Regions from separate parts of the Homo sapiens genome. Here all the other regions are linked to region 2. A link is a loop called in an ENCODE intact Hi-C map of the cell type or tissue named here. Cell type or tissue: GM12878. All regions are shown on one strand. Links, peaks and the distances in the headings refer to the core of each region. The heading gives the core; the rest is flanking DNA. Region 1 has its middle 14 kb from the start of SH2B2. Region 2 has its middle 58 kb from the start of MYL10. Region 3 has its middle 74 kb from the start of CUX1. Region 4 overlaps CUX1 (cut like homeobox 1).

Evidence for each region. Peaks named below come from ENCODE experiments on the same cell type or tissue, not always from the same donor. Only the 100,000 strongest peaks of a DNase experiment are listed, where the experiment ranks them.
Region 1: a loop joins it to region 2, with 7 times the contacts of the local background. A loop is called at or near these places in 53 of 110 quality-filtered maps.
Region 3: it touches region 2 in a loop (5-fold over the local background); 17 of 110 quality-filtered maps call a loop at or near these places.
Region 4: it touches region 2 in a loop (9-fold over the local background); 85 of 110 quality-filtered maps call a loop at or near these places.

The regions. Positions count from the first base shown.
Region 1 is chr7:102,268,902-102,276,186 of GRCh38, forward strand. It overlaps a transcript of CUX1 not described here. Among named protein-coding and RNA genes, the nearest start is that of SH2B2, 14 kb to the right of the region's middle. RefSeq lists an enhancer at 5,233-6,066. In GM12878, for the core only: a CTCF peak has its summit at 3,503 (motif pointing left); no DNase peak of the experiment used is centred there.
Region 2 is chr7:101,683,760-101,690,899 of GRCh38, forward strand. No RefSeq gene overlaps it. Among named protein-coding and RNA genes, the nearest start is that of MYL10, 58 kb to the left of the region's middle. RefSeq lists a silencer at 4,793-4,922. In GM12878, for the core only: a CTCF peak has its summit at 4,729 (motif pointing right); a DNase peak (open chromatin) is centred at 4,772; H3K4me3 peaks cover 197 bases; H3K27ac peaks cover 427 bases.
Region 3 is chr7:101,739,608-101,746,892 of GRCh38, forward strand. No RefSeq gene overlaps it. Among named protein-coding and RNA genes, the nearest start is that of CUX1, 74 kb to the right of the region's middle. RefSeq lists enhancers at 1,537-1,616, 1,737-1,806, 3,290-4,233, 4,862-5,382 and a silencer at 4,113-4,232. In GM12878, for the core only: a CTCF peak has its summit at 3,711; a DNase peak (open chromatin) is centred at 1,534; H3K4me3 peaks cover 1,494 bases; H3K27ac peaks cover 3,662 bases.
Region 4 is chr7:102,233,612-102,240,896 of GRCh38, forward strand. It overlaps CUX1 (cut like homeobox 1), which reads left to right. Exons shown (of 24, transcript NM_181552.4): 22 at 441-629; 23 at 5,709-5,973. LOC124901711 (a long non-coding RNA gene) reads right to left here. Exons shown (of 3, transcript XR_007060458.1): 3 at 6,941-7,027. Among named protein-coding and RNA genes, the nearest start is that of SH2B2, 50 kb to the right of the region's middle. RefSeq lists a silencer at 6,450-6,519. In GM12878, for the core only: a CTCF peak has its summit at 3,262 (motif pointing left); no DNase peak of the experiment used is centred there.

The DNA.
Region 1 (7,285 bases), core at 996-5,995, 580 kb after region 2:
TCCCACCAGGCCCCACTTCCAACACTGGGGATTAATTACTTTTTTTTTTTTTTGAGACAGGGTCTTACTCTGTCACCCAAGCAAGAGTGCAGTGGTGTGATCACAGCTCACTGCAACCTCTGCCTCCTGGGCTCAGGTGATCCTCCCATCTCAGCCTCCCTAGTAGCTGGGACTACAGCTACACCACCACACCCAGCTAATTTTTTGTGTGGGTTTTTTTGTTTGTTTGTTTGTTTGTTTGTTTGTTTGTTTGTGTAGAGACAGGGTTTTTCCATGTTACCCAGGCTGGTCTCGAATTCCTGGGCTCCAGTGATCCTCCCTCCTCAGCCTCCCAAAGTGCTGGAATTATAGGCAAGAGCCACTGCACCTGGCTTGATTACATTTCAACATGAGATGTGGACAGGGATGAATATCCAAACTATATAATTCCACCCCTGCCCCCTCACGCAAATCTCATGTCCTTCTCACATTGCAAAATACAATCATGCCTTTCCAACAGTACCCCAAAGTCTTTTTTTTTTTAGATGGAGTTTCACTCTTGTTGCCCAGGGTGGAGTACAATGGTGCCATCTCAGCTCACTGTAACCTCCGCCTCCCAGGTTCAAGCCATTCTCCTGCCTCAGCCTCCCAAATAGCTGGGATTACAGGGGTCCGCCACCATGCCCGGCTAATTTTTTTTTTTTTTTTTTTTTTTGTATTTTTAGTAGAGACGAGTTTTCGCCATGTTGGCCAGGCTGGTCTCAAACTCCTGACCTCAGGTGATCTGCCCGCCTCGGCCTCTCAAAGTGCTGGGATTACAGGCGTGAGCCACCACGCCCACCCCCACAGTCTTAACTCATTACAGCATTTTGGTCACAACCATCGAACAAGTCTCTAAGAAGTTCCAAACTTTCCCTCATCTTACTGTCTTCTTCCATGCCCCCCCCAAACGCTTCCAAGCTCTGACCGTTGGGGCCCTAGATCTCCTCAACCAGCATATCCAGCCTCAGGTCCACAGGTCCAAACCCCACCACACACATGCCCTTAGCTGTTCACAAGCACCTTCGTGCTTACCAGAACCGAGCCAGCCAGCTGCCCACCCCTTCCCCCACAGGGGGCCAGGCCCGGGCCTCCCCACCTGGGTTCTGTACAGCGATGGGGTCCACAGCTCTCTCTCCAGCTCCTTCTGTGTCCTCGCCCCAGAGCCCTGTACTCCAGAGGTTGAAGAACTTGCCGAAGATCGTGAAATTCATAAAAGGCAGGGCCAGAATGCAAGCCCGGTTCTGGACTTGACATCAAGTGGCCACCAGAGATGTCACCCCAGCTTCCCCACCTGCGTGTTCCAGCCTCCAGCAGAGAAGGCAGGGTGAGGCAGCCGGTGGGGGATAGGGGACCCTCCCGTGGCCGGTGAGGCCCTGTCCTTCTCTAAGTACATCTAACTGAGGCCCCTCTCTGGTGGAAGCCCGCACAGCCAGTCTCCTGGCCTTCGCTTCCTCCCAGCGTGGAGTGACAGTTTCAAAGCACAGCTCTGGTTGCTGCTGGGATCCAGCTGGGCTCTGGGACAGTGTCCAGATCCTGTCCCCTGCAGCCTCCAGTTCTCTGTCCACCCCCCTCTACCCACAGCCTTCCCTCCAGTCTCACCGTCTGCCAGCCTCTGCTGCCCTGTCTTACCCAGCCTGTTCTCTCTGCCTCACCAGCAGCCATCCCCCAATTCTGCTGCCCGTGCAACTGGCCTGTGCTCCTATCACCCCAAGCCACCTCTTCAGGGATGGCCTCCCCCAACCACTCAGCCCTGCACCCTCAGATCCCCTCAGGAGCTAACCCAGTGCCCAGAGCATCTGCAGCAGCGCCAATGGCCAGGCCTCCAGGCCAGCTTAACACATGGGCCTTTTCCAGGATAGCGGGCCACCAGCTGGGAACCGGGGCAGCCTAGGATAGAGGGTTTGCAGCCAGGATGCTCACACCTGCACAGAATGTCACCTACATACACGGCAGGACTGTGTGCCCACCCCTGCAGTAGCAGACACAGGAACAAGTGCACGGGGACCAGGCCCACGCACCCCATCATCTCCCTGGTGCCCACGGATGGTGCTGGGAGCTGCAAGTTGCTGCCACCCCAGGGACCTGACCAAGACCACACTGGGGTGGTCACAGACTGGGGGCAGATAAAACAGGCAGTGCAAGGAATCATCTCAGCAGCTTTTTATCCACCCCTCTTGCCAGGCGCACACCTCCAGGGAAAAGGGCTCACTCTGGCCAGGCAAAAGTCACCTCTGCAAAGGTTCTCCATCTCAGCCCTGTCTCTCTGTCCCCCAGGCCCTCATCCCTGAGGTGGAATGTGGCTTCCCTGAGCCTTGTTGGAGCTTAACGCCCTCTTTTTATCCCAGGAGTCTGTCCCCATGGTCCCAGCACGGTTCTTGGATGTGCTCCTGTTTGTGGCCAAACTGAAGCATCCCCTCCCTTGGTCCAGGACCTTCACCTCTATTAATGTGACCCAAGGCCCCATTAGCTTTCTGGTGGTTTCCTCTCCCTACATCTCACAACCGCTGTCCACCTCCCATCCTAAGCATGTGTGGCCGGCTCTGCCATCCCATCCCACAGGCCAGGACCCAAGGACTCTGTACTCAGGCCAGGAGGGCATGGTATTTATCGTCTCTCTGGACCTCTCCCCTTTGGGGTCTCCTTAAAGTCCCTGCAGGTGGCCCAGGGCCAGCCCCAACCCTGCCCCCGACAGTCCTCCCTCCAAGGCCGGGTCCTGCCTTCAGGTCCTGCCTCTTCCCTCATCCCCTCCTCACTTCCGCAGATACCACCTTCCTGCCAGGGACCCAGGGGCTCAGTGAATGTCTGAAGGAAGAAATCCATTTAGGGGCCCAGTGCGGTGGCTCACGCCTGTAATCCCAGCACATTGGGAGGTTGAGGCGGACAGATCACTTGAGGTTGAGACCAACCTGGACAACATTGCTAAACCCCGTCTCTACTAAAAATACAAAAATTAACTGGGCACGGTGGCAGGCGCCTGTAATCCCAGCTACTCAGGAGGTTGAGGCAGGAAAATTGCTTGAACCTTGGAGGCGGAGGTTGCAGTGAGCCGAGATGGAGCCACTGCACTCCAGCCTGGGTGACTGAGTGAGACTCTGTCTCAATAAAATAAAATAAAATAAATCCATTCGGGGCCTGAACGAGGCGAGACTCTGGTGTGAGCAAGGGCTTAGACAGAGCTGGGGGTGGATGCCTTGGGTTTGGTCCCAGGTCGGGAAGCCTCCGTTCTTTGACTGTAAAATGTGAATCGTCTTTTCTGACTCATCTATAAGGACTTGGTGTGCAGTGGGAACCCAGGAGCATGTGGGGGTGAGGCTGGGCTGCCCCATCCTGGCCCAGGACACTAAGCCCAGCCAGGGCAGGTATGACAGCCGGTCAGCAGGCCGCGCAGTCAGGGATGAGTCCACGGAGGAGGCCGCACATACCATTTCCCTGGCACTGCCCACAGCCTGCAGCCTTTGTGCATTTCTGAGGCCACAGTGCCCCCTGGCGGCTGTGCAGCCTACCCCAAAGGACAGCGTCCTGGGTCTCAGGCCTCAGTCTCCCTCTCTGCGGCCCCAACAGCTCACCCTAAACAAGGTTTATTGTTACCATGTTACATGTCACCATTTGGGACCAGAAAGGGGGATCCAGTGGCCCTGAGCCGCACAGTCAACCAGAAACAGGGCCAAACCTCACCCTCAGGGCTGCCTGGCTCCTGGGTCACTGAAGTCCTGCCTGGCAATGCGTGCTTGGGTCTGGGTCCCTTCCCCGACATCTCTCACCCTCCTGCAGGGCAGGAAAGTCACAGTTTGGATGCTTTGTTATAAAGATGACCCTGGCACCTGGAGGAGGGAGAGACAGACAGGGCTGTGGGTCGGGGGACTCCTTGGGGACCACGCCACCCCAACCACTGCAGCTGGAGCCTCTGTTGGGGGCGGGACCAAGCACCTCTGTTGTCAGCCCAGAGGTGGCACCCCTACGCGCCCCACTGCACCCCCGCGGCTTTCTCTGCCTCTCCTACCCCCAGGCTTCCCACTGGACATTATCCCAGAACATCAGCTAGGAAGCAACCTGAGCCTCCTTGCCCCTGCCTGACAAGCAAAGTGAGGCCCAGAGAGGGAAAGGGGCTGGCCAGGGCCCCCCAAACAGCCGTGGGCAGAGCCACATTGCACCGGTTTCTCCTAATCCCTGACCTGAGCTCCTTCTCCTACCCAGGGGATTTCATCAATCCAGAGAGTGCTTGGGGCCAGGAGTGCCTCTGACAGTCAGGGAGGGCTTCCTGGAGGAGGCCCTAGGTCTAATGGGGTCTTCTAGGCAGTGGTGAGTTGGGAGGGAATAGCCAGCACTCTCACAGCATCCAGGCAGCCCTGCTTCCAGACCGTGGGTTGGAGAGGCAGAACCAGGGGAGGGCACCAAGGGTCCCACCAGGCTCCCTCTGACGGCCATGTCTTCCTTTGGCCACAGGACGCTGTGCGGAGCTGCAAGTCCGTATCACTGAGGCTGTGGCCACAGCCACTGAGCAGAGAGAGCTGATCGCCCGCCTGGAGCAGGACCTGAGCATCATTCAGTCCATCCAGCGGCCCGATGCCGAGGTGAGCCCACCCCCCTGCCCCATGCCCATCTCGATACCTGCCCAACTGACTTAGCCTCTGCAAACACTGACTTCCCAGATTAGCCTGTGTATCAGGCAGCTGGTGACAACCCAGAAGGGCTGTCACCTAAAACCATTGGGTTCTCCCTGCTTACTCCATGAATACCACCCTGCCTCCGATTTGGGGTGACAGGCCATGGGGCAGAGGCCACAGGGCTTCCTAGCGGTAGCACAGAGGCCCGTCTTTCCAGGCACTGCCCTGAGAGCAGAGGCAGAGGCAAGGCCAGGACCATGCACCCATCTCCCAGCTAAAGGACCTGGAGCCCAGAGATCACAGCAGGCTGGGACATAAACAGCCCAGGGAGAGCATCTCCTCGCCCACCTCCCATTCTGTAGAGTCCACAGTGGGACTCCGGGAGAGAAGTCTGGGCTGTCCCAGGTCACGTGGCAGGCTGGTTGCAGGGCCAGGGAGGCCCAGGTGTCTGATGCATGTCAAAGCTGAGTGGCTGCGAGGAGAGCTGCACTGCTGCTGAACTCTGGCCTCAGGAGTGACTCAGGGCCCAGCCATCTCTTCTTTGGTAGCTCATGTCACGTGTCCAGGTCCGGGCCCTCCTGCAGCCAGCCTGCACCCCGGATGGCCCCACCCACTCCTTGCCACACCCACCCTGCCATTTGCCTTGGCCATGCTGAAAGGGAATATTCCGTGCCCATTGTGCGGAGGCACCTCCTCATCGCTTCCTGTCACCTGCAGGGTGCCGCTGAGCACCGCCTGGAGAAGATCCCAGAGCCCATCAAAGAGGCCACTGCCCTATTCTACGGTAAGGAGAGGCCTGACCCATGGGAGGAGGGAGGAGGAGGGAAGAGGAGACAGGTGATACCGCCTGAGAACACAGATCCCCAAAGAGTAGTCCCTTCCTCTAAGAAGGTCAGGCCCCCACGCCTGCAATGCAGCAGCAACCTTCAAAGGGTCGGGTAAGGCTAGGTGTGGTGGCGCACACCTATAGTCCCGGCTACTTTGGAGGCCGAGGTGGGAGGATCGCCTGAGCCCAGGAATTGGAGGCTGCAGTGAGCTATGATGGTGCCACTGCACTCCAGCCTGGGCGACAGACCGAGACCCTGTCTCTAAAAAACAAAAAGGTGAATGAGCCCTCAACCTGCCTTTCTGGATCTTAGACTGACACCCCCCACCTTGGGGCCCTGACCCTTCAGCCCTGCCGGTGGCCTGTGAAAGGCTGGTGAGTGGTGGTCAGCCAGGCCTCACTGCCAAAGTGCAGCCGGAGGTCCGTGCAGTGAGGGGAAGGCAGCCTCCTTGGGTATTGAGGACAGAAACTGAGGCTGCTGGACTGGGATACTGGGGGTGTGCCCATGCCTCCCCAGTTCCCCTCCTGCCCCTTTGCTTCCCCAGGGGATATAGGCCTAGTCTGACAGCTGCAAGGGTCTCAGATTCAAGGACAGAGTGACTGGGAGGGGAGTTCTGGGCCTGGCCCTCTGACAGCGCAGACGGGGGTGCTGGGCCCTTCCCCAGCGTGCGTATTGTCAGGTCAGCCCCTGCCATCCATTCTCACGCTCCCCGGTTCCCCTGGCTGTCCCCTCCCCTTCCCCGACCTGCCCAGCACCAGGGAGTCAGACACCATGTGGCTTCTACCCCATGGCATTTGGCAGAAATCCCCCAGGGCTGGGGGACCCACCCCAAAGGGCCGCCTGCTGGGTTCCACCTCCTGCCACCCCCCAAGCCACCCTCCTCTACCTGCTAGGACCTGCAGCACCAGCCAGCGGTGCCCTCCCAGAGGGCCAGGTGGATTCACTGCTTTCCATCATCTCCAGCCAGAGGGAGCGCTTCCGTGCCCGGAACCAGGAGCTTGAGGCCGTGAGTCACATCCTTCTCTCCCTGATGCTCCTTGGGCCCAAGGACACAGTTGGGGAACACACAGGCTTTCAGGAGAGAGATGTGGCACAGACCGTAAACCTCAGGGGGAAGAGATTTGTTCTGTGCAGTCAGGGAGGGCTTCCTGGAGGAGGTCATGCCACACTGGGCTTTGAAAGAAGACTCAGATGCTCACAGTAGAGGAGACACGGGGGCCAGTGAGCCAGAAGGGAGCATAGATCATTCCAGGTGAAACAAGTCGCCAGGCAAGTGCCCTCTTGCCAGGCTGGGAGGCGTGGCCTTCAATCTGCAGGGAGGGGCACCAAGGAAGGATTTAAGCCAGGCAGTGGCACTGCAAGAATGCAGGGTGAGCCAGGTGCGGTGGCTCACACCTGTAATCCCAACACTTTGGGAGGCTGAGGCAAGTGGATCACTTGAGGTTGGGAGTTTGAGACCAGCCTGGCCAACATGGTGAAACCCCGTCTCTACTAAAAATACAAAAATTAGCCGGGCATGGTGGCGGGCACCTGTAGTCCCAGCTACTTGGGAGGCTGAGGCAGGAGGATCGCTTGAACCTGGGAGGTAGAGGTTGCAGTGAGCTGATGAGATCGTGCCACTGCACTCCAGCCTGTGTGACAGAGCAAGACTCCATCTCAAAAAAAAAAAAAAATCCTTCCTTTTTAAGGCTGTATAATATTTTATTGTGCATATAGACCACATTTTGTTTATCCATTCACCTATTCATTTACATTGCTTCCACCTTTTGGCTGTGGCGGATAATTCTGCTGTGAACATGGGTGTATAAATATCTCTCCAAGTCTCTGCCTTCA
Region 2 (7,140 bases), core at 2,136-7,135:
GCAAGAAGGCTGGACATCCGGGCATGGTGGCTCATGCCTGTAATCCCAGCACTTTGGAAGGCCGAGGTGGGAGGATCACTTGAGCCCAAGGAGTTCAAGACCAGCCTGGGAAACATAGGTAGAACCCCATCGCTATAAAAATTAAAATTAAAAAATTAGCTAAACATGGTGGTGCGTGCCTGTGGTCCCAGCTACTTGAGAGGCTGAGGCGAGAGGATCCCTTGAGCCCAGGAATTGGAGGCTGCAGTGAGCTGTGATCACACCACTGCAGTCCAGCCTGGCAACAGAGAGAGACCCTGTCTCAAAAATAAATAAATAGGCGGGGGGATCACAAGGTCAGGAGATCGAGACCATCTTGGCTAACACAGTGAAACCCCGTCTCTACTAAAAATACAAAAAATTAGCCGGGCGTGTTGGCGGGAGCCTGTAGTCCCAGCTACTCCGGAGGCTGAGGCAGGAGAATGGCATGAACCTGGGAGGCGGAGTTGCACTGAGCCGAGATCGCGCCACTGCACTCCAGCCTGGGCGACAGAGCGAGACTCAGTCTCAAAAATAAATAAATAAATAAATAAATAAACAAACAAATAAATAAATAAATAAAGGACAGAGAAAAGCAGGAACTGGGTCTAGGTGTCTAGGTGGGACCGATGACTGGCTGGAGCACAGAGGGCAGAGACACCCGCAGCCGCCAGGCTGGTTTCAAGCTCACCTGATCCTGTTGCTAAACCACCTGGCAGGAGAGGAAGCTGAGAAAGAGAGAAAGCTGGAGGAGAAGCTGGAGTCCCACCACCCAAGCCCTACCGCACAGCTGCAGGTCGTCAGAGCCTGCCAGAGCCCTGTGCCCGCCTCCCAGGCCAGACAATGGAGACAAATGCAATCCCAAGTGGGGCACAGGTCAGGGCTCCATGTGGCCCCAGGAATGATGACACCTGGGGACGGTTCTCAGAGTGGCCAGACGTCTGCCTAAACGCTGAACCCAAAATTCAAGCACAGAATAACTGTCCACCATGACCTTGAAGGCCAGCTCTCACAGCCCCGGGGAGCAACAGCCAGGCTTCTAGGCAGCGGGCGCCAGCGGTGCCCACCCTGAGGCACACCCAGGCCCCACCGTCCCCTTGGTGTGGGTCTGAGCTCGTGCCTTTCGGCAGGTGCACAGCCTTGGGGTCGGTCTAGCCTGGATTCGAATCCCACCTGTATCACTTACAAATGGAGGGACCTTGATCGAGGAGGGTTTATAACCTCCCAGAGGCTCAGCCCTGCCCCTACACCCAGGGGGCTGCTGAGAAGCCGAGAAGCTGAAGGAGTTCAGGGCATAGACAGCCGCGCATGCTGTAGGCTCACACATAGGAAGGGGACTTCCCCTCCCTCCCAACTGTGGCCATCTGCACCCTGACTGGCATGACAAAAGGGCAAAAAACATTGGTCAAATTTCTATGCAGCATCCTTCAGTGTCCCCAAGCCCTGTCATTTCAAGATAGAAATCGGGCCAATGTGCTTCCTCTTCTCCAGAAAACAGACTCCAAGCATGGTCAAAAAACCAAAGGTGACTGGGCACAGTGGCTCACGCCTGTAATCCCAGCACTTTGGGAGGCAGAGATGGCTGGATCACCTGAGACCAGGAATTTGAGACCAGCCTGGCCAGCATGGCAAAACCCCATCACTAACTAAAAATACAAAAATTAGCCGGGCATGGTGGCACACACCTGTAATCCCAGCTACTCGGGAAGCTGAGACAGGAGAATCGCTTGAACCCAGGAAGCAGAGGCTGCAGTGAGCCAAGATCACACCACTGCACTCTAGCCTGGGCAACAGAGTGAGACTCCATCTCAAAAAACAAACAAACAAAAAACAAAACAAAACAAAACAACAACAAAAAAACGAACAGCGAGGGAACCTTAAGGATCCAAGATTCCCACTGAGAAACCAGGTCTCTATTTCTCCTTGTTCGGTTCTGGAGCCGCACGTTCTGGACTTCTCCAGGCCCCAGACACAGCAGAAAAAAAACACGAGAATCCTCATGCACCTGGCTTTTTCATTTAATTAATTAATTAATTAATTATTTGTTTGTTTAAGACAGAGTCCCGCTGTATGGCCCAGGCTGGAGTGTAGTGGCGCAATCTTGGCTCACTGCAACCTCCGCCTCCTAGGTTCAGGTGATTCTCCTGCCTCAGCCTCCTGAATAGCTGGGATTACAGGTGCCCGTCACCACACCCACCTAATGTTTGTATTTTAATAGAGATGGAGTCTCACCATGTTGGGCAGGCTGATCTCAAACACCTGACCTTCCATCTCAGCCTCCCAAAGTGCCAGGATTACAGGGGTGAGCCAGCACTCCCGGCCACACCTGGCTTTTTCTTATTATTTATTTATCTATTTAGAAATGGGGTTCTCACTCTGTGGCCCAGGCTGGAATGCAGTGGCGCAACCACAGCTCACTATAGCCTTGACTTCCAGGGCTCAAGTCATTCTCCTGCCTCAGCCTCCTAAGTAGCTGGGACCACAGGCACGTGCCACCACATCCGGCTGATTTTTTAAATTTTTTGTACAGCTAGGGTTTTGGTATGTTACTCACGCTGGTCTCAAACTCCTGACCTCAGGTGATCCGCCCCCCTCGGCCTCCCAAAGTGCTGGGATCACAGACATGAGCCACCGCGCCAGGCCCACATTTTGATTTTTAAAGCACCACCACATAGCTTTATGTCCTCGTTGTTTTCCACCTGAATCTCCTTATACAAGACTCAGGCTGGGCCAGGCACAGTGGCTCATGCCTGTAATCCCAGCACTTTGGGAGGCCAAGGCAGATGGATCACCTGAGGTCAGGAGTTCAAGATCAGCCTGGCCAACATGGCAAAACCCCGTCTCTACTAAAAATACAAAAATTAGCTGGGCATGGTGGCGCATGCCTGTAATTCCAGCTACTCGGGAGACTGAGGCGGGACAATTGCTTGAACCCGGGAGGCAGAGGCTGCAGTGAGCCGAGATCATGCCACTGCACTACAACCTGGGCAACAGAGTGAGACTCAGTCTCAGAAAAAAAAATAATAAAATAAATAAATAAAAAGATTCTCAGGCTGAAGTCACGAAGTAGGGTGGCCCCGAGCCCCCCTCAGCAGACACAGCCCAAGAGGGCATCTGCAAAGAGCAGGACTGTGGGTTGTGGGCAAGACGTGGAGGGGAGGTAGAGGAGAGAAGGGGACCCCCTACACCAGGAGGAATTTGCAGGCTTCACCAGGGAAATAGGACGGCACCCCCTGCCCCAGGGAGGTGGGCAGGGCATAGAGGGCATTTTCCAAATTGTACAGCCACAGGGACCACTCTGCCCAGAGCTCCACTCACACCCTCCAACCCCCTAGTCACACAGACACACATTCACACACACACACTACAGTCGTACACACACAGACATGCATTCACATATACACTCACTGACATACAGATACATACTCACAGGCACACACAGACATGCATTCACATACACACTAACGCAAAGACACACACAGACATTCACACAGAGTCACACTTACACACAGACATGTATTTACACATTCAAATGAATACACACACTAACACACAGAGACACACACAAACACGCACACACAGACATGTAGTCACACACCAGATGCACACACATACACTAACACACAGAGCTGTACTCACATAGACCACACACATACACACATAGGCATCATCACTACGCTAATGTCTCTCAGTGTCCTACGACAGGTGTGCACGGCCTTGCCTTGCACTGAGGTGCCCCTGCAGTATTGGGGGTTCCACCGTAGTACTGGGGTCCACTCACCCATAGACCGTGCATCTCCAGCTTCATGCGCAGGAATTTCCCCATGCCACAGGGCCTTTTGCTGGGGAAGATGCTGGTCTGCCCAAAGTCAGCGTGGAATCTGGGCAGAGCCAGAATGACCTGCCCCAGGCTTGGGAGCCGAGCATATAACCCCCCTACACACAGCGCCATTCAGACCCTGGCACCCCACCGTTGGGCTCCCTAAAGATGTGTCCATTCTGCTTGACTTAAACACTGTATTCCTGGTTGGTCCTTCAGTGACAGGGGAGGGAGGAAGAGGCTGTGGCTTGCAGGACAGGGGGTCAGGATATGGGCAATGGCTTGGGGACCTCCTACTTGTAAGGAACCAGGGTGGGGTCCTATTGGGTGGACAGGAGACCCTGCAGCCCTGGCCTCACTGCCTTCTGGGATCCTCTGCCACAGGTCCCACCCCGCAGCCCATCCTGGGCCTGCGACCCACAGCCTGTGCCTCCTGTCCCCTGTCCCTCCCAGTGCACCCTGAGCCCACCCTACCCAGCCCCCGCCACCCCCCTGCTGCACTCCCAGGGCTGACCTTCTTCCCTGCCCAGGCTGGACATCCCTCCTCTCTTGCCTCCCCCTTGACCTCCCTGATGGGACTAAGTGGAGGCTTCTGTTCATGGAAACTGGGGTTAAGGAAGCAAACTACAGGGCCTGGGGTCAAGGTCAGGTCCAAGGTCAGGGCTGAGTCAGCCCTGACTTCGTTCCTCCCGCCTCTTCCCCCGGGCATCCAGGCCCTTAGGTGTCAGGAGTTACAGCCTTGCCCTCGCCTCCTGCTCCTCTGGCCGAGGCCAGGGCGGCCCCTTCCTGTCCCCCCTGCCCGTCGTTCGCTCCCCGAGGGCGCAGCAGAAGCACGGGGAACTCCGGACCCCACGAGGCGCTCTGGACGAGGTCGAGCCGCCGCTTCCCCCGGGCGCCGCTAGGTGGCGCCGCGCTAACGAGGATCGGGATAGACCGGAGGGGCCGCGCTGCCACCAACCGGGTCTCCACTCCCCAGGTCCTCACTCCCCGGGCCCCAGCCTCGCCCCAAAGCTCAAACACGCACCCGGGAACCCTTCCACCACCCTCCCTCCCCACCCCTGGCATCCTTAGCCCTCGGCAGCTCCCGTGGTCCCAGGGGCCTCTCCGGTCCCTCAGCAGGAGACCTGGAGTGCACGGCCTGTCCATGCCTCTGGGACGCAGGACAAAGTGGACGAATAGGAATCAACCGTGGGGAGGGAGGGGCCACCCAGGAGAATCCCAGTCCACGGAGTAAGGGAGGGTGGCATGCTGAGTGCCAGGCAGAAGGCCTGGCCCAGGCGGTGCTCCCTAAGTGAGGGTGCACCCTCACTTACATCCTTCCAGGATAGTTCCTCTTCACATCCTTCCAGGATAGTTCCTCGCCTAGGCGTTTTCTCCCTCAGTTTGGGGGTAGTGGTTTTTAGGGCCCCGTGTGAGAGTGAGAAGGCTCAAGGGTGCCACTACCCCAAAACCAAGGGGGCAAGGGGCAGACCCCAACTGTACCAGGAGCAAGGAGCTGCTTTAATTTACTCCTCCCAACATGTCTATTAGACGTTTTACCAACGAGGAAGATGGGCTCAAAGCCCAAGGTCACATGGGGGTGGATGGCCAAGGCAGGGTTGGAACCCAGGTCTGGCAGATGCCCTTGCCATGCCCTGGGGTGCCCCAACTCTGACCACAATGAGCCCTTCCAGCTCCTTCCCAGCCCAAAACTAAACCCTGAGGCAGAGTGACTGGGCCACGCTCAGACGTCCCTGACTCTATGCCCTACCTCTGTCCCTCTGAGACTCCCACTGTCCTACAGCTGCCTTCTGGTCTTTGCAATGGCTGATCGTCCTGCCGGGAAAGGTGTTTCCCCAGCCTCACCAGGGCCCACTCTGGCATCAACTCCTACAGGAAGCCCTCCCTGATTGATCCCTAAGTGGAGGCTTCGGTTGGGTCCCAGCCTCAGGAAACTGGCATCAGAGCCTCCCATGGTCCCGGGCTCAGACACAATAGTGAACTCAGCCAGGTGAAGGAAGAGCTGAGAGCCCACCACCACCACGATGCTGGTCCATCGGCAGCCTGTAGCACGCCCCAAACACCCCATTTACAAAGAAACTTTTCAAAGGGCATTTAGGGCAGATGATAAAACTATGGCCCGGAGAGGCCAAGTGACTAGTGCAGAGTCACACAGCAAACCAGAAGAGACTAGACACCAACCAAGATCTGTCACTATATTCATAAAAGAAAAGAAGGCTGGGTGCGGTGTTTTGTGCCTGTAATCCCAGCACTTTGGAAAGTCAAGGGGGTGCAGATCGCTTGAGCCCAGGAGTTTGAGACCAGCCTGGGCAACATAGTGAGACCTCATCGCTACTAAAAATGTAAAAATTAGCCCAGCATGGGGACGTGTGCCTGTTGTCCCAGCTACTCAGGAGGCCGAGGCAGGAGAATTGCTTGAGCCCAAGAGGTGGAGGCTGCAATGAACCGTGATTGTGCCACTGCACTCCAGCCTGGGTGACAAAGCAAGGCCCTGTCTCTAAAAAGAGAAAGAAAATAAAAGGAAGACCAAAAGCAATGAATTTAAAACACACACACACACACGCATGCATGAGTGCATGCATGTACTTAAGTGGTAGGGCAAAGTGCCGCTGCGGACTGCAGCTGGGAGAGAGGGTGACTCAGTGCCAAGATGCCCTGCACAGGGCCCCACGCTTCTGAGAACAGTCCAGAAGCCGCTCCCAGCATGCAGCTAAAGCCATTCTCTCCTGTGGACACATCCCTGGGGACAGACCCCGTCTGTCATCACCTGGCTTGGGTAACCCAGAAAGCTCTGCCCTCCAGGCACCAGGACAGTGTCACCCATAATGAATGCCCCAGAGCACCTAGGGGTAAGTTGAGCTGGGTCAGGCCGGGCCAGTCCAGGCAGCCCCCAGGAACCCCAAAACCCACTGGCATCTACCTCTCAGGGTCTCAGGCTGAGAGCCATAGGTGCTGGGGGACATTCTGGAAAGTGCCCCCAAGAAGGCTTCACAGAGCAAGTCCTACACTTGGGAGTTGGATCCAGGTTCAGCCCCTGCTCTGCCCTACCTCGGTGTAGCCCTGAGTGCTTCTTTGAGTTTCATTAATACAACCATGGGCTGGGGTGGGTGGGCACAGAGTAGCATGTGCTGGAGAGAGAGAGAGAGAGAGAGACAGAAAGAAAGAGAAGGCACATGCATATCATACATACCTTCACACTACTACTTCTTTTCTTTTTTTTTTTTTTTGAGACAGGGTCTTGCTCTGTTGCCCAGGCTGGAGTGCAATGGCATCATTGAACTCCTGGCCTCAAGCAATCCTCC
Region 3 (7,285 bases), core at 747-5,746, 54 kb after region 2:
AGTGGGTGCTATTGTGAGGGCGGGTCTGCTATCCTTGGAAACAGAGCTTCGGAGGACCTAAGGGTGAGACCCTCGGGCCAGGGAGACCTGGACAGCCCCAACCCCTTCTTCCTAAGTCCCAGTACTCCCAAGTCTAGGGGAAATCTGGAGTCTTCCAAGGACTTGGTTCTAACACAGTGGTGCACATTCCTGCAATTTTCAGGGAGAGAAGGGGCCCAGAGGGATGGAGCCAGCCTGGGCTGACTCCAGGGAGGAGGAAGAGGAGGAGGAGGAGGAGGAGGAGAGGCACAGAGTGTGGCCTGGAAGCCCCTTCCTCAGTCTGTTTGCACAGCTGTCCAGGCCTGGCTGGGCAGGGAGGGAGTGAGTCATGGGTTTCCGGTTCACCAACCCCCACCTCCAGGGCAGGACAAGGTGCCTGCAGGTACAGAGTTTGGTGATGAAGTCTCCCCTGGGGAAGCTCCTCCTCTCTCCCTCCTCCCCAGCCCTTTGATCACACCTCTAGGGGTTGTTTTAGCTTTGTTTTTTGGCTTTTTGTGTTTGGTTTTTAGAGACAGGGTCTTGCTCTGTTGCCCAGACTGGAATGCAGTGGTGTGATCATAGCTCACTGCAGCCTCCAACTCCTGGGCTCAAGCCATCCTCCAGCCTCAGCATCCCAAGTAGCTGGAACTGTAGGCACACGCCACCACACTTGGCTAATTTTTTAATTGTTATTTTTTGTAGAGACGAGGTCTCGCTATGTTGCCCAGACTGGTCTGGAACTCCTAGCCTCAAGCGATCCTCCTGCCTTGGCCTCCCAAAGAGCTGAGATTATAAATGTGAGCCATCACACCTGGGCAATCCCCGTTTCATGGTTTAAAAGGAAGACTCGGGGCCCAGTGCAGTGGCTCATGCCTGTAACCCCAGCAGTTTGGGAGGCCAAGGTGGGCAGATCACCTGAGCTCAAGAGTTCGAGACCAGCCCGGCCAACGTGGCAAAACCCCATCTCCATTAAAAATACAAAAATTAGCCGGGCATGATGGCACATGCCTATAATCCCAGGTACTTGGGAGGCTGAGGCAGGAGAATTGCTTGAACCCAGGAGACGGAGGCTGCAGTGAGCCAAGATTGCACCACTGCACTCCAGCCTGGGTGTCAGAGTGAGACTCCAACTCAAAAAAAAAAAAAAAAAAAAGGTGGATTCGGGAAGGTCAAGTGACTTCCCAAGGGCATTAGGCATCTCTGTGCTGGGCCTGCCTGACCCCAGGTCTCTGCTCCTGTCCACTGTGCCCTCACAGGATACCTCTCAGAAGTGAGAGAACTCTCTAGGTAGGAGCCAGAAAAGCATCGGAGGAAATTTCTCTCCCAGACCCATGATTTGGTTACTCCTCTCCTCAGCCCTGCCAACAGCCCCAAGGTGCACAGAGACCTTGCTTCTGAGACTCTGGCCAAGCTGGCTCTGAGAGTGAAAGGCTCAGTCTCTCTCGCCTGGGGAAGAAACATGCAGGCTTTAGAATCATGCAAGTAACCGTTTACCCACTTGGCTTCCTGTTAGGTTGTGTTTTTTTTTTCTTCCTTCCCCCAAGGGATGTCTCTTATCTGAAGGTTCTTAGGGGCTTTTGGTGCTGGGCTGTTTACCAATGGGTGACTGTTAGTGTCAGAACCAGCCTCTTGGGAAGAGTGAGGTGAAGAAAAGCAAGACCAGGTGAGCCCTTGGTCATCCACACAGCCACAGGAGTACAGGCTGGATGGGACAAGCACGCCCTGGGCAGTGAAGGACCATGGCCACATCCAGCTCTCCTGCCAATTTCAGGCTCCGTCTTCCAAACAGGGCGCGATTTAGCCAAGTGAAAGTGAGTTGGTGGCTGGGCGTGGTGGCTTAAACTGGTAATCCCAGCACTTTGGGAGGTGGAGGCAGAAGGATCACTTGAGGCCAGGAGTTGAGATCAGCCTGGGCAACATAGTGAGATCCCACTCTATAAAAAATTATAAAGTTAGCCAGGCGTGGCTACACAAGCCTGTAGTCCCAGCTACTTGGGAGGCTGAGGAGAGAGGATCACTTGAGCCCAGGAGTTTCAAGCTGCAGTGAGCCATAATTGCGCCACTGCACTCCAGCCTGGGCAACAGAGGGAGGTCCTGTCTCTTCAAAACAACACATTTAAAACATTTCACCTGTAATCCTACCACTTTGGGAGGCCAAGGCAGGTGGATCACCTGAGGTCAGGAGTTCGAGACCAGCCTGGCCAACATGGTGAAACCCCATCTCTACTGAAAATACAAAAATTAGCTGGGTGTGGTGGCTGGCACCTGTAATCCCAGCTACTCAGGAAGCTGATGCAGGAGAATCACTTGAGAGGGGGCGGAGGCAGAGGTTGCAGTGAGCTGAGATCATGCCACTGCACTCCAGCCTGGGCAACAGAGGAAGACTCTGTCTCAAAAATAAAAAATAAAATAAAAATAAAACGTTAGAACAGTGCTTGGTACACAGTGATGGCTCAGTAGATGTGAGCCAGTTATGAGTACTTAAAGCATAGCCTGTGCAAAGAGGCCGTGCTTCTAGCTTCACCTTTCCAACAGCATCTTTCCAGAACTTTCTATCTCCTGGTGGGCAAGGACCGTGAGAAACACCATAACCTGGAGAGGAATTCTGGGTCTCAAGATGGCTCCAGTTGTGCCTGTCTTAGGCAAGTGGGGTGGTGTGTGTGTGAGGGTGAGGGGTCCCAGGAAGGGTCCCCACACTTCACTCCTGCACCTCTCGCTCCCCACAGCCCCCCTCCCCTTTTCTAACTCCAAAAAGCCCAGAGGCCCAGCCGTGTTTGGAGAAGGAGGGGGGCCCTGAAGCTTGGGCCACCTTCAAAGTGACTGCAGGGAGGAAGATGTGGACACTAGACTACGTACTGACCACTCTGAGAAGGAAGCCCGCGGGGGAAGGTGGATGGGCGGTGGGCGTCACGGCAAAGGGGTTTAGGGGAGACAGGGATGTCTGTGAGCTGTGGGAGGTGCACACTGAAGACCCAAGAGGTGAGAATGGATGGAACTGCCCCTGAGAAGGGGGACAGGGGTCCCCTCCTCCCCTGAGAAGGAACAAACCGTTGCACTTGTCGGCAGGGCCCTGAGAAGTGGAAAGTGGATTTGATCTTCCTTAGACCATCACGTACCCGCAGCACCCTAGAATGTAAACAGGGCTGGGAATGCGATGACCAGGTCCTGGTACCTTAAGGGCTGGTACCTCTACCTCCATCGGGACCTGGTGCCAGAAATAAGAAGATTCTTAGACTATCCCCACTGGAGGCTGGGCGCAGTGGCTCAGCCTGTAATGTCAGCACTTTGGGAGGCCTAGGCGGACAGGTCACTTGAGGCCAGGAGTTCAAGACCAGCCTGGCCAACATGGTGAAACCCCTCTACTAGAAATACAAAAATTAGCCGGGCATGGCGGCGGGGGTCTGTAATCCCAGCTACTCGAGAGGCTGAGGCAGGAGAATCACTTGAACCCGGGAAGCGGAGGTTGCAGTGAGCCGAGATTGTGCCACTGCACTCCAGCTGGGACGACAAGAATGAGACTCCATCTAAACAAAATAATAAATAAAAAATAAAAATAATAAAAGAATATCCCCACTGGAAGGGTCCTGCAAGGCCAGCCACGAATCTGTACAAGTCCTCGGACAGACTGAGAAACTGAGGCTCAGAGAAGCGGCCCCCACCCCATCGGAGCGTCCCAGCTCCACGCGCGCGCCTGGCAGGGGGCGCCCTTCCCCGCCGCGCGTGCCGGGCAGGGTCCCCCAAGGAGAAATCCCTCTTAAAAGAGTTTTTCCTTTCGCGTGAACTCGCCGCCTGCATCCAGCAGCGCGGTCTCCAAGGTGAACCTCGCACAAATGCGTTGCAGATGTACGTCCTTCCATTTCTGGCTACCGCGGAGCTGCTCGGGAGCGGCGGCGGCGTCCCCAGAGCGATCCAGCCCGCGTTTTCCGTTCCGCCCGCCAACTTTTGCAAGCTGTAGTTATTTGATAATGATTTTTTTTTCAAACCTCTCCCAATAATTGTTATCCTCCCCGCCCGGTGCAGCTCAGGTGATGGGCACAGACGGCAACGCAGCCGCCGCCGCCGCCTCCTCCTCCTCCTCGTCCTCCTCCTCCTCCTCCTCCGGGTGCGCTAGGCTCTGGCTCCAGCCCAGGGGGAAGAGCCACAGCGGAGGCGCCTTCTGCAAAGGCAGCGGGGACGGCCCCGGAGGCTGAGCCAGAGCGACCCCGGATCCGCCCCCGCCCCCCTCCATGAGGCCTCTCACACCCTCCCCCGGCCCAGGCCACCTCCCCCAAAGCCCACTCTCCGGAGGCCAAGGCTGTCTGGTGAACGGCTAGGGGCTGCTGGGCACAGAGTTCAACGCTGCAAATATTTATTAGACACCTACTGTATTCCCAGGCCCTGAGCAGAGCTGGCCTCCAAAACAAATGAGAACAGCCCTTGCCCTCAGGGAGACTGGGGGACGCCACCCCTAACCTGGGAAGGTGAGAGGGGCTTCCAGGGCAGGGATACCCCCGACAGAACCTGCTCAAAGTGCCAGAGCTAGACAAGGAGGGAAGGCTTGGCTCCGCAGCAAAGCTCAAGGCAGAGCTCCGCCCCTCCCCCATCACCTTCAGCCCTTCCTCCGGTTTCTGCCAAGGGTCATCACTGAAAGCACCCTCAGAGTCTCTTTTAGAAAGCTACGGGTCTCTGCGGTCGTGGTGGCTCACGCCTGTAATCCCAGTACTTTGGGAGGCCGAGGCGGGCGGATCACTTGAGGTCAGGAGTTCGAGACGAGCCTGGCCAACAAGGAGAAATTCCGTCTGTACTAAAAATACAATATTTAGCCAGGTGGGATGGTGTGTGCCTGTAGTCCCAGCTACAGCCCATCGCTTGAACCGGTGATGAGCCGAGGTCGTGTCACTGCGCTCCAACCTGGGCCAGAGCGAGACTCTGTTAAAAAAAAAAAAAAAAAAAAGCTACCGGGCTCAGAAAATGGAGTCATGTAGGTAAGAGTGGAAGCAGGTGGCTGAGAGGCAGGCCCACACTAACTCCTTTTTGGAATCCCTGAGGTGCACACATAAACAGGGGTGGCAGGAGGGCAGGCTGGAGAGGGCCCAGGTGAGCTGCTGACCCCCACGGGACGGGGGGAGGTCACATCTGGGTCTGATGGCTCAGCCACAAGTGGTTTGAAAGGGGCCCTTTGCTGGAGGGAAGTAAGCCCAACCTCAGCTTGGTTACATCCCCAGAAAGCCCGGAGAGTTCTTTTTTTGTTTGTTTGTTTTTGTTTTTTAAGCCTGAGCTCATTTTTTAAGTTTTTAAGTGAATATTCAGTTTTGGTTTAAAGTTTTTAAATGAATACTAAGAGTTTTCGTTAAAGTTTTTTTTACGCATACTAAGTTCTTTCTTTCATTAAGCCTGGGTTGATTTTCAGCTTTTTAATGAATACCATTTTAATTATTTATTTTAAATACTAAGGTTTTGTGTTTTGTTTTGTTTGTTTTTGTTTGTTTATTTGTTTGAGACGAAGTCTTACTCACTCTGTCGCCCAGGCTGGAGTGCAGTGGTGCAATCTGAGCTCCCTGCAACCTCTGCCTCCTGGGTTAAAGTGATTCTCCTGCCTCAGCCTCCCGAGCAGCTGCGATTGCAGTCATGCACCACCATGCCTGGCTAATTTTTGTATTTTTAGTAGAGATGAGGTTTCACCATGTTGTCCAGGCTGGTCTCAAACTCCTGACCTCAAGTGATCCACCCACCTCGGCCTCCCAAAGTGCTGGGATTACAGGCATGAGCCACCGTGCCTGGCCTTAAATGCTAAATTTTTATTTTAATAAGTTTTTAATGAATTCATTTTAAGTTTTTTGGGGGTTTTTTGTGGGGGTCCAGGGGGGACCAGGTCTTGCTGTGTGGTTCTGTCACCCAGGCTGGATGCAATGGCATGATCATAGCTCACTGCAGCCTCACACTGCTGGGCTCAAGTGATCCTTGGTAGTGGCCGGAGTTCTGGGTACCTGGAGGTGGGCAGTGATAGAGGCATTTCCCAGGCAGGAGGTACCACTTAGGTGATGACTGACTCCTGGTGACTCTTTGACCTTGCCTGAACCACGAGTGACTCTGGAGCAGCGAATGTATTATCTCTATCACGCCAACCAAGAGCTGATATAGATAGGGCATTATTGAAGATCCATCTAAGGGCAGATGGAAGAGGGGCCCATGAAGCCACACTCCAAGGTCTAGTTTTCTTGTTGTTTTTTTGGGGGGAGTGGGAGACAATTATGGGTTTTTGTTCTTTGAGGGATTTTGGGGGTTTTGTTGGTTTTTTGGTTGGGTTGTTTGCTTTTGAGACAGGGTCTTGCTGTGTCACCCAGACTGGAGTGCAGTGGCACAATCATGCCTCACTATAACCTCAACCTCCTGGGCTCAAGTGATCCTCCCACCTCAGCCTCCCAAGCAGCTGGGACTACAGGCATGCACTGCCATGCCTGGCTCATTTTTAAATTGTTTTTTAGAGATGGGTTCTCACTATGTTTGCCCAGGCTGGTCCTGGACTCCTGGCCTCAAGAGGCCCTCGGCCTCCCAAAGTGCTGGGATTACAGGTGTGAGCCACACCACAGTTGCCCTCTAAAGTCTAGTTTTATCTTGTGAAGAGTGAGGAGCCGCTATGAGGTGATAAGTCAGTGTCCTTCCAGACCCTTCCAGGAAGCCCACTCCGACTGTTACCCTGGGGTTCACTGGTATCTCTGAGCACCTTGTGCTTCTGAGCCAGGCCCCCGGCTATGGAAGGGGTGGGGGCGATGCTCCTAGAGGTTGGAGGACAGATCATGAATGACAGAACAGTCTGATTTTCCTGGAGGACGCCCCTCCTTAGACAGGGCAAGCCCCCAGCCAGTGCCTCCTCCTTCCCAGCACTCAATGCTCCTCCTCTGCCTCCTTCACCTTTCACTTCCTCTTCCTCCACCTTCTGCTGCTCACCAGAGTCCAACTCACATTTCTTTAAAAACTTAAAATGGGCTAAGTGCATGGTGGCATGCACCTAAAATCCCAGCACTTTGGGAGGCTGAAGCAGGAGGATCGCTTAAGGCCAGGAGTTCGAGGCTGCAGTGAGCTATGATCACACACTGCTGCACTCCAGCCTGGTTGACAGAGATCCCATCTCTAAATATTAATAATAATAGACTGGGTGTGGTGGCTCATGCCTGTCATCCCAGCACTTTGGGAGGCTGAGGAGGGCAGATCACCTGAGGTCAGGAATTCGAGACCAGCATGGCCAACGTGGTAAAACCCTGTCTCTACTAAAAATACAAAAATTAGC
Region 4 (7,285 bases), core at 1,220-6,219, 550 kb after region 2:
ACCCGTCTCTACTAAAAATACAAAAATTAGCCAGGCGTGGTGGCGAGCACCTGTAGTCCCAGGTACTCTGGAGGCTGAGACAGGAGAATTGCTTGAACCTGGGAGGCGGAGGTTGCAGTGAGCCAAGATTACACTACTGCGCTCCAGCCTGGGTGACAGAGCAAGACTCCATCTCAAAAAAATAATAATAATAAAGAGAAATGTCATTGGTTGTGTGTACGGAGAATGCAAGAGCAATGCCAACTCCCTGGCCAATGGAGAGTATTATAAGTCTGGTTGAAGATATATTTCTACCACATGTTTGCTGTAAGCTAGGATGTCACCAGCCCAACCCTGAGCCTTTAAACTCCTGTGTCTGATTTTAACCTTGACACGTACTTGTCCCTTCAGATCCCTGGCTCTCGGTGACAATACCTGTCTTGCTTCTGTTTTCTCTCTAGGCCAGCGCTTATTTGGGGAGACCATCTTAGGGCTCACCCAAGGCTCTGTCTCTGACCTCCTTGCCCGCCCCAAACCCTGGCATAAGCTCAGTCTGAAAGGACGAGAGCCCTTCGTCCGGATGCAGCTGTGGCTGAACGACCCCAACAATGTGGAGAAGCTGATGGACATGAAACGGATGGAGAAGAAAGGTAAGTCTCCCTGCCCCGCCCGGGCCGGCTGCGTCCGCATTCATAGACAGGCTGTTTCTTTCAAATCTTTCACACACAGCTGATGAGGGACATTGACCCATGACCAAGGGACCAGAGGACAGGGCAAAAATATTTTTGGATGGTCATCAGCTAATGAGTACCTAAGAGGGCTGGAAAGTTGTGTAACTTTTTCTCTCCAGCAGCCTGAATCTAAAGATTTTTTTAGCACTGGGAGCACTTTTAACCAAGGAGAGCGAAACAGCTCTGGGGGCGCTGCATTTGGTTTTTGTGTTGTGTGGGTGGCTGATCGGGCTATCACAGCATTTACTGAGCATGTACCAGGTGGCTAGAGGCCTTCCTTTGTTATCAGAGAGAGAAATAAGAAATGCATTTTGTAGGCAGGGCACGGCGGCTCACGCCTGTAATCTCAGCACTTTGGGAGGCTGAGGCAGGCGGATCACTTGAGGTCAGGAGTTCAAGACCAGCCTGGCCAACATGGCAAAACCCCCTCACTACTAAAAAAAAAAAAAAAAAAAAAATATAGCCAAGCTTGGTGGCGTGCGCCTCTATAATCCCAACTACTTGGGAGGCTGAGGCACAAGAATCGCTTGAACCCTGCAGGCGGTGAACAGAGATTGAGCCACCGCACTCCAGCCTGGGTGACAGACCATGACCCTATCTCAAAAAAAAAAAATGCATTTTGTAGATCAGGAAACAGAGGTTCAGAGAGGTTCGGTGCCTCCACCAAGGTCACCCGGCCTGGAAAGTGACAAAGCAAACTCCTGCCACAACAGATCTCTCTCTTGCTGTTATTTCCCAGCCTCTGGGGATTTGGCCTCCCTAGAGGAATAACCCCACGTGCACCCACATGTCATCTCGAATGTGGATTCATGTTCTTCTTGCAGCCTGTAGGCTACAGCATAGGAAAAATGCCTAAAGCCAGGTGTGCTGTGCCTCTTGGTTTGCAGTTTCTAAGCGCTGGTCCTCGCCAGTGAGTCCGCCCCTCGAGCACCCTCAGTCCTCAGGTCACCTATGGTGCTGGGAGCTCACTGGGCGGCTGAACTGCATCCCTTAGGGGCAGAGACTGGGAACCAGCTGCTGCCGGTCTGACCGTAAGAAGCGGCAGCCTCCCTGATCAGCTAACGCAGAGGACCTTAACTAAGAGTGGGCATCCCAGGGGCCGGGCACAGTGGCTCATGTCTGTAATCCCAGCACTTTGGGAGTCCGAGGCAGGTGGATCACTTGAGGTTCAGAGTTCAAGACCAGCCTCAGCAACATAGTGAAACCCCATCTCTACTGAAAAATACAAAAATCAGCCAGGCATGGTGGCGCACGCCCGTAATCCCAGCTACTTGGGAGGCTGAGGCAGGAGAATCGCTTGAACCTGGGAGGAGGAGGTTGCAGTGAGCAGAGATGACACCACTGCACTCCAGCCTGGGCGGCACAGCGAGACCCCATCTCAAAAAAAAAAAAAAAAAGAATGGGCATCCCAGGCCCTTGAGTGGCTCTGCCCCAGCCCACCCCACCCCCGTCCCCGCCACACACACACACACACACACGCGCACACAACATCTGAGCCAGGGGTGGGTATGGAACCCAGGCCTGTCAGTTCTTAATTCACCCAGAAATTCCAGCCAAGCATCGCCGTTCTCACCCAACCCGGGAAAGGACTGCTGAAGGAGAGAGAGTGTCTGGTGCCTCCTCCAGGAACCCTATGGGGGTTCCTTTATAATAATAGAGGCTTCTATTTTCTGAGAACTGCCCTGTTTGCCAGGCACTGCGCTAAGACTGCTGTTCATCCACACGACTCTGCTTAGATGTCCTTATCCAGGAAATACGAACCTCGGTGCTTCATGCAGCCTAGCAGATTTCAATAGCTCCTATCAGTAGGGAACGGGAATTCATACTCAGGGCTGTCAGATTTCAAAGCAGATGCTCTTAAATATACATCCGCTGCCTCTGTGCTGCGAGCTGCCCCCCTGGGATGACCCAGGGGCACTGCTGCTGCCCACTGATGACCTGCCCAGGTGGTGGCCTCTGCCCCATTCAGGGCCCCTCTAGCGAGCTCTGGCCTGCCCTTGGGCCTGTAGTCTAAGGGTCTGAGGTAGGCCATGCCTCTTGGGCAGCCCCAGGCAGCGCTGTAAGCTGCAGAGGCCTGGTGCCACATTGCCCCCCTAAAAGTTTTCAACTTATTTTTCGTTTTGTTTTTTGTTTTTTGTTTTTTAAAGTCTCGCTATATTGCCCAGGCTGATCTTGAACTCCTGGCCTCAAGCAGTCCTCCCATCTCGGCCTCCCAAAGCGCTGGGATTACAGGCATGAGCCACTGCGCCCGGCCTTTTCAATGTCTTATTATGGGAAATCTCCAACATAAACAAAAGTAGAGAAAATGCTGTCATGAACCCAATAGATCTGTGCAGAGTTTCCCGTGATCCCCTCACCCGAGCAGCGTGAAGCTTCCTGCACTAGCCAGGAGGCAGCCCTCAGCCCTTAGGAGGGAGGAGGCCCTGACAACCCAACTCCCTGCTGTGTTTCTCACCCTGGGGCCCTTAGGAAAGGACCTTAGTCCCCGCAAATACATCTCCAGGGCTTCCCAGGCCTCCCATCTTTCCCTCGGCACAGGCTCGGGGCGCCCTCTTGTGTTACAAATGAATTACTGTTTCTGCGGGGCCCAGACCTTTCCAAAGGTGCCCTAGTATCCAAAGCCGCTGTGGTCCGATGGCCTTCTCTTCACTCCTGGGGGTGCCGGCCACAAAGGCTGCTCCCTAGAGAGGCCTTCTCCAGCCCCCTGCCAGCCCCTGGTCAGTCGTCTGTCCCCTAGGAGGGAACTGGAGGGAGTCCCCACGGTTGGACAATCCAACTCCTTTCTCTGGATCCAGCAGCTTTGACTCCGCTGTTTGGGTTTTCTATGGGGAAGATTTACCTTCTCAATTGCTTCTGAGTTCTCATGACAAAATGGCAAGTTAATTAAGGAAATCCCTTGCCTAAGCTGTTTATTTTATTTTTTTAGAGACAGGGTCTCTGTTGCCCAGGCTGGAGGGCAGTGATGCAATCATAGCTCACTGCTGCAGCCTCGGTGTTCTGGGCTCAAGTGATCCTCCCGTCCCAGCTACTCGGGTGCACGCAGCCTCGGTGTTCTGGGCTCAAGTGATCCTCCCATCCCAGCTACCCGAGTAGCTGGGACTACAGGTGCACGCCACCACACTGGCTAATTTTTAAATTTTTTTTGAGACAGGGTCTCTCTATGTTCTCCAGGCTGGTCTCAAACTCCTAGGCTCGAGCAATCCTCCCATCTCAGCTTCCCAAAGTGCAGAGATTATAGGCGAGAGCCACCACGCCCGGCGATGTCCTTCAGGATTCAGTTTAAACATCATCTCTTCTAGGCAACTTCCCCTTCTGCCTCCCCAGGTGTAGGGACCAGCCCCACAGGGTCTGTGGGTCTCTCCCCGTGTGTGGAGACGAGAGAGTATAGAAATAAAGACACAAGACAAAGAGATAAAAGGCAGCTGGGCCCGGGGAACCACTACCACCAAGTTGTGGAGACTGGTAGTGGCCCCAAATGCCAGGCTGCACTGATATTTATTGGATACAAGACAAAGGGGCAGGATAAGGAGAGTGAACCATCTCCAATCATAGGTAAGGCCACGTGGGTCACATGTCCACTGGACAGGGGGCCCTTCCCTGCCTGGCAGCCGAGGCAGAGAGAGAGAGGAGACAAAGAGAGAAACAACCTACACCATTATTAGAGACTTTTAGTACTTTCACTAATTTGCTACTGCTATCTAGAAGGCAGAGCCAGGTGTACAGGATGGAACATGAAGGCAGACTAGGAGCGTGACCACTGAAGCACAGCATCACAGGGAGATGGTTAGGCCTCCAGATAACTGCGGGCAAGCCTGACAATGTCAGGCCCTCCACAAGAGGTGGAGGAGCAGAGTCTTCTCTAAACTCCCCCGGGGAAAGGGATACTCCCTTTCCCGGGATACTCCCTTTCCCGGTCTGCTAAGTAGCCTGTGTTTTTCCTTGACACTGAGGCTACCGCTAGACCACGGTCCGCCTGGCAACGGGCGTCTTCCCAGACGCTGGCGTTACCTCTAGACCAAGGAGTCCTCTGGTGGCCCTGTCTGGGCATAACAGAAGGCTCGCACTCTTGTCTTCTGGTCACTCCTCACTGTGTCCCCTCATCTCCTATCTCTGTATGGCCTGGTTTTTCCTAGGTTATGGTTATAGAGCAAGGATTATTATAATATTGGAATAAAGAGTAATTGCTACAAACTAATGATTAATGATATTCATATATAATCATATCTAAGATCTATATCTGGTGTAACTATTCTTGTTTTATATTTTATTATACTAGAACAGCTTGTGTCCTCGGTCTCTTGCCTCGGTACCTGGGTGGCTTGCCGCCCACACCCAGGCCTGGCCGAGGAACTCTTCTCAGTATCCCCATGGTCTCTTGCACTTACTTACCCCCACCCCACTTTTCACTCTGCTGGGAACATCTCTCTGGATACTTCTCTGCCTCCCCTACTAAACTGTTAAGTTGTGCAGGGACAGGTGAGGACCTGACATTCCGTCAGAGCAGGTCCTTGGTGAGCATGTGCTGGTAACAGAATGGCTCTCATCTTAGCGTTGTTTCTTTTGTTTTGTTTTGTTTTGTTTTGTTTGAGACGGAATCTTGCTCTGTTACTCAGGCTGGAGTGCAGTGGCACCATCTCATCTCACTGCAACCTCCACCTCCCAGGTTCATGCAATTCTGCCTCAGCCTCCCTAGTAGCTGGGATTACAGGTGCGTACCACCACGCCCAGCTGATTTTTGTACTTTTAGTAGAGACGGGGTTTCACCATATTGGCCAGGCTGGTCTTGAACTCCTGACATCAAGTGATCTGCCTGCCTCGGCCTCCCAAAGTGCTTGGATTACAGGCATGAGCCACCATGCCCAGCCTCATCTTAGTGTTTTGAGATGCTCTATGCAAAGTCCTGCAAGCCGGCACTGTGCCGTCCCGCTAGCGGGACTGGGGATTTGGGCTGCTGTCCCAGCTGGGCCTGACCTTAGTCTGCCATCTCTTCCTCCGCAGCCTACATGAAGCGGCGGCACAGCTCAGTCAGTGACAGCCAGCCCTGCGAACCGCCCTCTGTCGGCACCGAGTACAGCCAGGGCGCCAGCCCCCAGCCCCAGCACCAGCTGAAGAAACCCCGGGTGGTGCTGGCTCCGGAGGAGAAGGAGGCGCTGAAACGAGCGTATCAGCAAAAGCCATACCCGTCACCAAAAACCATCGAAGACCTCGCCACCCAGCTCAACCTGAAAACCAGCACCGTCATCAACTGGTTCCACAACTACAGGTACGACGGCTGGCTCACAGGGAGCGCCGGTCGGCCCAGGGGAAGGGGCTGATCTGTCCGGAGGCCGCCATGGCGCACAGGGGTGAGGCTGGGGCCGGAGGTGGGGCGCTGGGAGCTCGGTGATTGGTCCGTTCCTTGGTCCCTTAGGGTTTTTTTTTTCTTTTCTTTTCTTTTCTTTTGAGATGGAGTTTCAATCTTGTTGCCCAGGCTAGAGTGCATTGGCGCAATCTCGGCTCACTGCAACCTCCGCCTCCTGGGTTTAAGCAGTTCTCCTGCGTCAGCCTCCCAAGTAGCTGGGATTACAGGCATGCACCACCAAGCCCGGCTAATTTTTGTATTTTTAGTAGAGACGGGGTTTCACTATGTTGGTCAGGCTTGTCTCAAACATCCTGACCTCAGGTGATCTGCCCACCTCGGCCCCGCAAAGTGCTGGGATTACAGGCGTGAGCCACCACGCCTGGCAGTTCCTTAGGTGTTATTGGAGGTTTTAACTGCAGAGATGTAAGGCCACGTCCCTTCCCGTCACTGTCACATAGTTAGAAACAGGTGGTATCTGCCATGACCCAGAAAGAAAATCACCTCTCGATTACATCATTTAATAAGGGAGAGTGTAGGCATTCATGGTTCAAAAGGAGTGAAACTTTTGTGGTTTAGTTTATATATATCTATATTTATAGTTATATTCATATTTATTTATTTTTAGAGACAAGGGCTTGCTCTGTCACCCAGGCTAAAGTGCAGTGGTGCAATCATAGCTTACTGCAGGCTGGAACTCCTGGGCTCAGGCAGTCCTCCCACCTCAGCCTCCTGAGTAGCTAGGATGCCAATGCACCACCATGCCTGCTGATTTTTTATAGAGACAGGGGTCTCGCTCTGTTGCCCAAGCTGGTCTCAAACTCCTGGCCTCAAGCAGTCCTACCACCTCAACCTCCCAAAGCCTTGTGATTATAGACATGAGCCACCACACCTGGCCTGAACTTTTATTTCTTAGTGATTTTGCAGTGCTTTCTCGGGGTCTTCTGCCATGTTATCTTCCAAATTAGTTTGATTAGTTCTGTAATTAAATAAATGAAGTCATTTAAGACCTTTGCATTTGGGAAAGTTCATGAGTTAATGAAGACAGATTGAGCATCTTCTAGATCTCAGATTCTGAGCTAAGTATTTCACCGAGTTATATCACTTAATCCTCACAGCTCACAAATGTATATGAGATACCTTATTCTTGTCATTCCTTTTTTGTTGTTGTTGTTGTTTGAGACGGAGCCTTGCTCTGTCGCCCAGGTTGGAGTGCAGTGGCACGATCTCGGCTCAC